Regions from separate parts of the Homo sapiens genome. Here region 1 is linked to region 2. Evidence: chromatin contacts called from ENCODE Hi-C or POLR2A ChIA-PET data. All regions are on one chromosome and are shown on one strand. The core of a region is the stretch at or near the end of the contact, and the rest is flanking DNA. Distances in the headings are between cores, read along the strand shown.

Region 1 (3,426 bases), core at 616-3,115, 51 kb before region 2:
GACAGGTCAACAACTGTTTTTGACACCCTGTCTAGAAAGATGGAAAGGAGAAATTGCAAAGGCAGTTCCTGAATTCTGTCCCACAGAGTGTCAGATGAAAAGTCACTTCCATTCCAGTCAACATCAGGATCAAATGACAATTATTTTGGGCAACTCAACTGATAAGAATGTATCCAGATTAAAGACAGGAACTGGGAACCTCAAACAACTCTTTAAATACCCAGGACACAATATTGAGGCAGTGAGTTTCACACTGCTCAATCTGTTTTTGCTAGTGCAGGAAACAAACAGAAGAGGCCTTCAATACCCTCTCATAAAGATGTCTGCCTTGTAACTATCCTTCTCCCTTCTACTGACAATGCGCATTTCTAAAAGCCCAAAGTTCTGGCACTATCCTAAAGCTATGGCTACACTAAAGGGTTTAATCTTCCAGATTCCTCAGAAAACAATATTTCCCCACTTAGGAATTCAAACAAATAACCGTCATCTGGAAAAAGCAACCAGTTTGCATATTAAGCTCAATTTCAAATCAAGCATGACAGGAACACACTGATAATGACAAAGCAGTTTTATCAAGCCACAGAGAATAAGCCTTCCACCTCTGCAGCTTTCTGTTTCTCAACCCTACCTTCAAGATTAATTACATTCTTCCATCTGTCAAATCTCATGAGCCAATAAAGGTTTCGTTTTAGTGCTGTCTTACTGTTGCCGGGTATGAGACAACTGGCGCTATCAGTGGTCCTGAAACTGCAATTATTTATTCTCGATCAGCTAATGTAAGGCACAGCCTGTCCAGTATCCAAACTCAGAAAAATGCACAGTATTTTTAGTGTCATAAGGGCATCTATACTGAGTACTGATAGATGAGTCTGACATCAAAGGAAGATTTACTCTTCTGGAAGGCTGGGAGACATTTTGAGAAATCTGAACGAACAAACCTTTGTGCATGTGATGTTCAAGACAGTAACACAAGCTCAGACATAAGCAAGGACTTCTCAAGAGAATATGCAGGCTGACTTTAAGATTCTGTACATCTGAATCATCCAAATCAGCTGTTACCGGCACCACCCTTAAACAAAGAGAGATTCTACAACCTCTAAACACATAAAATTAGGCCTGGTCAGCATAGTTCAGGAGCTGTGGATAATGATAAGCCTCCAACGAGTCGCCTCCGTCCTCCTGCTCTTTAATGATTATAGGTCTCCCAAGAATATCTCTATAGCAATGGAGGCTAACAGAAAACTAATTAGGCCAAAGTAGTTCTGGACGATCACAAAACAAAATATGAAGAAACAGCAATTCTGCAAAAGATGAGTCCAACTACAGCGCCCCCGCGCCCTGCCTAGAAGAATCTCACTCCTGTCATCCGGTCCTCGCCTCCTCCCACGGTATTCACCTGCTTCATTTCCTGTCTACCCAATGAGCAGGAATTCTCTGGACTCAGGCTCATCTACCTTGAGATGGGAAAAAAGGAGAGGAAAACCCCCAAACTGAGAAACCCTTTAAGAAGCCCCCTAAATTCTTCTGCCTATCCAATAACCTCCGGTTCCTCCGCCTACCCCTTAAAGCAGGGAAGAGATGCGGGGCTTCCAAAGGGCAGTGAGCCTCCGGTTCCTCAGGGCAGAGGAGGGGTGCCCAAGGAGGGGGCGAACCCCCATTTTATCTCGAAGACGTCAGATCCCCGCTAATTCCTCTGACAATCAAGGGGGCTCTTAGAAGGATTTCCTACGTCCATCGAGGGCCGCTCCCTGTTGCGCTAAACCTACAGCCCCCACTCACCTCCAAACTCCGCCACAGCAACCGCCACAGAAACCACCGCAGCCAAACCCGCACCCTCCGCGGCTCCAGGAGCAGCGCTTCGACGTGCTTGCGTCCGTAAAGCCCCGCCCCTGCGCCGCCGCCGGCCCCCGCCCCCGCAATGACCTCATTGCAGTTGGCCAATGGGGCGCAGCCTCGCCCGGGCTGCAGCAGTGCGGAGTCACGGGGGTCGCAGGCGAGACCCAGCGTGCTGACGCCATGTTGGCCCCTGTGCTGTATCTCCACGCTGGGGAGGGTTAGCGGGTGGGGCTGGAGGTGCAGGTGCTCGAGGCCTTAAGTTCCTGAGCCTCCCTGAATCCTTTTTCTTACCCCTTATACTGGGGTAGGTTGTCTTTTCTCTTTCTTTTTTTTTTTTTGAAGTCTCATTCTGTTGCTCAAGCAGGAGTGCAGTGGCGTGATCTCGGCCCACTGCAACCTCCACCTCCCGGGTTCAAGCGATTCTCCTGCCTCAGCCTCCCAAGTAGCTGGGACTACAGGCACGCACCACCATGCCCGGCTAATTTTTGTATTTTTTTTTTTTTTAAGTAGAGACGGGGTTTCACTATGTTGGCCAGGCTGAGTCTCGAATTCTGACCTCGTGATCCACCCGCCTCGGCCTCCCAAAGTGTTGGGATTACAAGCGTGAGCCACCACGCCCGGCCTTTTTTTTTTTTTTTTTTTTTTTTTTTTAGATGGTCTGTTTCCCAGGCGGGAATGCAGTGGCGCGTTCTCGGCTCACTGCAGCCTCCGCCTCCCGGGTTCAGGGGATTCTCCTGCCTCAGCCTCCCTAGTAGCTGAGATTACAGGCACGCACCACGCCACCCGGCTATTTTTGTATTTTTTGTAGAGATGGGGTTTCGCCATGTTGCCCAGACTGGTCCTGGCCTCCACCCGCCTCGGCCTCCCAAAGTGCTGGGATTACAGGTGTGAGCCACCGCGCCCGGCCCTCTCTTTATTTTCATATCCAAAGAATTAATTCACACATACGCACCCAAATAATTAATGTCTTCTCTCTTTATTTTCATATCCAAAGAATTCACACACACACTCAAATAATTAATACGCAGACACATATACCACCCTTTCTCTTTTCCCTTATTTTACAGATGAGAACATTTGAGCCCCAGACTGGGGAGCGGCTAGCTTTAGATCCTGTAGTAGAGTCTTTAACGGGGTCTCATTTGCATAAGTATGGAAAACCTCTCTTTAAATGGTACATGGTTCATGCCTTCCAGCAACTTCCCCGGGTCTATTTTTCTCTGTTTAACAGGAAAAACCTCATCAGACCATATGTTGTGAAAGTACATTTCAGTCTTGTTTGGTAGATTCATGTGGGCTCAATTGACCACTTAGGAGTTTTCAATTCCTCAAATTTATTTTAAAAACATTTTTTATGGCTTGTACTCAACTTGTAAATTAAATATTGAAAAACATTTTTTAAACGCAAAAGTGATGTCTATTATTTTTTAAATGCCATTATCAAATATTGATATTGATTCCCTTTTCTTGCCCTTTTAAAGAAGAGTAGGGATCTCAAGTCGTTTGTGATAACCAGAATTGTATCAGGAAAAACTCAGAAAACCGGTTATTCTGTCTTCCTGGGTGGTGGAACCCTGTTGAAATTCAAGT
Region 2 (3,817 bases), core at 978-3,477:
AACCAAGCCTATTGGGAGTGGTGGTTTTGTTTAATAAAAACGAGAAACAGAACAAGCAGAGCCGTCCCTCCTTGCCATCCCCTGAGGTCCTTCCTTTGGCTTAGGAGCTCTGCCAGAGAAGTAGGGGTGGGACAAGGGTGCCTGGCCTGTGTGCCCAGGGTGGAGGGAGATGATTTTGGATTGTGTTTGTGGTGGTTGTACCAGCAAGCAGATGGGTGGGACCAAGACAGCACTCCAAGGCTGTGAGTCATGGGGGAAACCTGGCCTGGAGTGGAGAGGAAAAGCTAATGGTGAAATACCCTCTCCAGAGCCAGCCTATTGGACATCATCCCAGGATTCAGCTCAAGTTGTTTCGTCTCCTGTCCCCTGACCTTCCACCAAGAAGGCAGCTCCTATGGTGTAAGCCGTCACTCCAGGGGAAGCCTACGATGAATGGGGTTAGAGCCCCCAGATCCCTTACTGGTCTGGAGAGATTTCTAAATCCAGGAATAAACCTCCCCTTGGCCAGGCACAGTGGCTCATGCGAGAAATCTCAGCACTTTGGGAGGCCGAGGCAAGGGGATCACTTGAGCCCAGGAGTTTGAGACCAGCCTGGGCAACATAGTGAGACTCTGCCTGTACAAAAACTACAAAAATTAGCTGGGCATGGTGGCGTGCGCCTGTAGTTCCAGCTACTTGGGAGGCTGAGGTGGGAGGATCACTAGAGCCCAGGAGGTTGAGGCTGTAGTGACCTGTAATCATGCCACTGCACTTCAGCCTGGTTGACAGAACAAGACCCCATCTCAAAACAAACAAACAAAAACACAAAAATGGCCAGATGCGGTGGCTCGTGCCTGTAATCCCAGCACTTTGGGAGGCCGAGGTGGGAGGATCCCTTGAGGTCAGGAGTTTGAGAACAGCCTGGCCAACATGGTGAAACCCTGTCTCTACCAAAAAATACAAAAACTAGCCAGGTGTGGTGGTGCATGCCTGTAATCCCAGCTACTTGGGAGGCTGAGGCAGGAGAACTGCTTGAACCCAGGAGGCAGAGGTTGCAGTGAGCCGAGATCGCGCCACTGCACTCCAACCTAGGTGACAGAGTGAGACCATGTCTCAAAAAAAAAAAAAAAAAAGGCCGGGCACGGTGGCTTAGGCTTGTAATCCCAGCACTTTGGGAGGCTGAGGAGGGCGAATCACATGAGGTTGGGAGTTCAAGACCAGCCTGATCAACATGGAGAAACCCCGTCTCTACTAAAAATACAAAATTAGCCAGGTGTGGTGGCACATGCCTGTAATCTCAGCTATTTGGGAGGCCCAGGCAGGAGAATTGCTTGAACCTAGGAGGCGGATGTTGCGGTGAGCCGAGATCGTGTCATTGCACTCCAGCCTGGGGAGCAAGAGCAAAACTCCATCTCAAAAAAAACAAAAAAACTAAAAAACAAAAACCTCCTCTCACTAGGATTGCTTCCTTATGTTGTAGTTTGAGACCTTTCATGAGGCACTAGGAAGATGGCATTGGCTATAAGAAGTCTGCAGCTCTCTCCCCAGTCCCATTCACTTCCAAGTTCAGCTGGCAAAGACCTTTATCTAGGAAGCCACAGGCCAGGAAAACCAGCCAGCTCAGCCTTTAGGGGTGGGGTGGAGCAGGCAGCAGGGGTAGGGGAGAAGCGGGGGATGCTGGGGGTAGGGCAGAGAGACAAAGTGGATTTGTTTTCCAGCAGCTGGGGCTGTTTCCTGACTATTCCCTGCCTGTCACCCTTAATCCCTCCCTAGCCTATTCACATTGTCTGAGTTTAGTGAAAGGAGGGGCTCTCTCCACCCTTTGGTGGGGCGTGGGTGGGTTTTTAAGTCTGGGAGGTTATGAAGGAAAGATCAGAGCTGAATTTTTTTTAATATATATATATACTGGGGCTGCAGGTAAATTCTGGGTGGAGATGGATGAAGAGGGTTTAGATCCTACAATGATGTATAAGTCTTAAATGATATGCACTCCAGTAGCAGGCAGGGTAAGGGTGATTGTAGGAGCCCCAAAGTGAATGACTGGAAATCAGAGGGAATGCAAAGAGAAGTTGAGACTCTCCTACACTCAGAACAAGGAAAACACCCTTCAATGCCTCAGTGAATGATAAGAGGCAGAGGGATAAACAAAATGCCCTAGGATTGCCCATGATCTGCACTAAGCCGTCTATGGCAGGTAGAGACTACAAGTCCCAGCATGCCCTGTGCCCAGGTCACCTTGCCTGCTGGGAGGTGTAGTTGGGTAACAGAGAGCTGGAGGTGGCTTGGTGCCCAGCAGAGCTGATGCCCAGATGAGAGAAGAGGTGGAGCCAGCATTCCCTCTTTGTCCCTGCTAATGCTATTGACAAGAAGGGAAGGAAGTTGGGAGAGGGTGTTCCTAGTTTTCAGTGTAAACCAGGAAACTCTGGGGGGATGTTGATGGGAGGGAAGAGGAAAGAGGTTGGGGGCTGGGGAAGGAATTTCTGTAGCAGGTGGTGCAGAGATACCGAGCAGCCTATGTATAGGGGTGTGTGTGTGTGGTGTCAGTGAGAGGACTCAGTTTATGTTGCCTTAATTTCTTAGGGGACAGGATTTTTCTTATAATTCTGGGAAATGGTCTTCAGAAAACCCTTTAGAAAAGCGACTATCTCTCGTTCCTTCATTTGAAGTCACTAAAGGGAGTCTGGGCCAAAGAGATCCTATTGATGATCTTGGTCTGCCCTTTCCCTTTCTGTGCTCAGCCTCCCCTGCTCTCTGATGAGGGTGGAGGTGGGGGAGGGAGTGATCCAGAGATTCTGAAATGTTGGCCAGAGTCAAGATCTTGGAAAATCTTCCCGGAATGGAAAGCAGTTCTGGTGCTAAGTCCTCCAAGGAGAAGACAGAAAAGCAAAGAACTGGTTCTGAGCTCCAGGGTCATGGGGAATCTGAGACCACCCATCCTACTCCTAGACCCCTGAGCTCAGGCTTTGTGCTGGGGGCAGGGGGTAGGGAAAGCAAGAATTGAAAAGTAATCTCTCTTCTATCCCAAAGTAGGGAAGTCACAACCAGAAGAAATGTCCAGACTGGGGAGAAAACATGTCCGTGGCTCCCAGCCAGCTTCTTCCTCTTTCCAATATCAATTTCTAAATGTGGGGGAGGGGGAGAATGACCACTGGTGGAGCCAAACAGTATGAAGGAGTCAAAGAAGGTGGAGGTGGGGGAGGGTGGACCACAGTTCTCCATCTCTAAGGCTGGTTCTGAAATAGCTTGAGGCCAGGAGCAGTGGCTTATGCCTGTAATCCCAGCACTTTGGGAGGCCAAGGCGGGTGGATCATTTGAGGTCAGGGGTTCGAGACCAATCTGACCAACATGGTGAAACCCCGAGTCTACTAAAAATACAAAAAAATTAGCCAGGTGTGGTGGCGCATGCCTGCAGTCCCAGCTACTCAGGAGGCTGAGGCAGGAGAATTGCTTGAACCTGGGAGGCAGAGGTTGCAGTCAGCAGAGATCGTGTCACTGCACTGCAGCCTGGGCGACAAAGCGAGACTCCATCTCAAAAAAAAAAAAAAAAAGAAATAGCTTGAGTCTAGGAAATGCACTTCCTTTACTTTACCTGCTTGGGTGGGTAGGTGCAGCTGTGGGCTCAAACCCCTACCCGCTTTCAACTTAGACACTCCCACCACTTGCTTTTCGGCCTGGCTCGGGCAGTGTGCGATTTGCGGCACCAGAGGGCGCTCCGCCCATTTCCAAAGTGGAGCTGTGTCTCCCGAGGGCCGTAGTGGTTTAATATCATCTACGGGTGGAAAGGGATCAGGACAGGGTTGGACGACCACAGAGATTTTAGCCCAAGTGCAATTATTAC

The links. Hi-C counts contacts between places; a loop is a spot of excess contacts on that map. ChIA-PET counts read pairs that join two places held with the same protein, here RNA polymerase II (POLR2A). Pooled maps may share reads with other maps.
Region 1: a map of dorsolateral prefrontal cortex shows a loop between it and region 2 (7-fold over the local background). The contact joins the promoter of ATP6V0A1 here to the enhancer-like site in region 2. A Hi-C loop is called at or near these places in 9 of 168 maps with a recorded cell type or tissue (B cell, CD4-positive, alpha-beta memory T cell, Right ventricle myocardium inferior and 6 more) and 16 of 50 pooled maps. POLR2A ChIA-PET finds 5 or more read pairs at or near these places in 9 of 52 experiments (CD4-positive, alpha-beta T cell, GM12878, HCT116 and 6 more).

What each region holds. Positions count from the first base shown.
Region 1 is chr17:42,457,317-42,460,742 of GRCh38, reverse strand. ATP6V0A1 (ATPase H+ transporting V0 subunit a1) reads right to left here and starts at 1,865. Exons shown (of 22, transcript NM_001130021.3): 1 at 1,780-1,865. RefSeq lists a silencer at 1,796-2,005 and an enhancer at 2,156-2,245.
Region 2 is chr17:42,406,086-42,409,902 of GRCh38, reverse strand. The region is part of intron 1 of CAVIN1 (caveolae associated protein 1); the gene reads left to right. Among named protein-coding and RNA genes, the nearest start is that of CAVIN1, 15 kb to the left of the region's middle. RefSeq lists an enhancer at 3,543-3,592. Within about 2 kb of position 2,227, at least 26 of the 41 ENCODE cell types and tissues checked have a DNase peak (open chromatin) inside an H3K27ac peak, as active enhancers do; they include HCT116, dorsolateral prefrontal cortex, endothelial cell of umbilical vein and 4 more, where a contact is called at or near this core.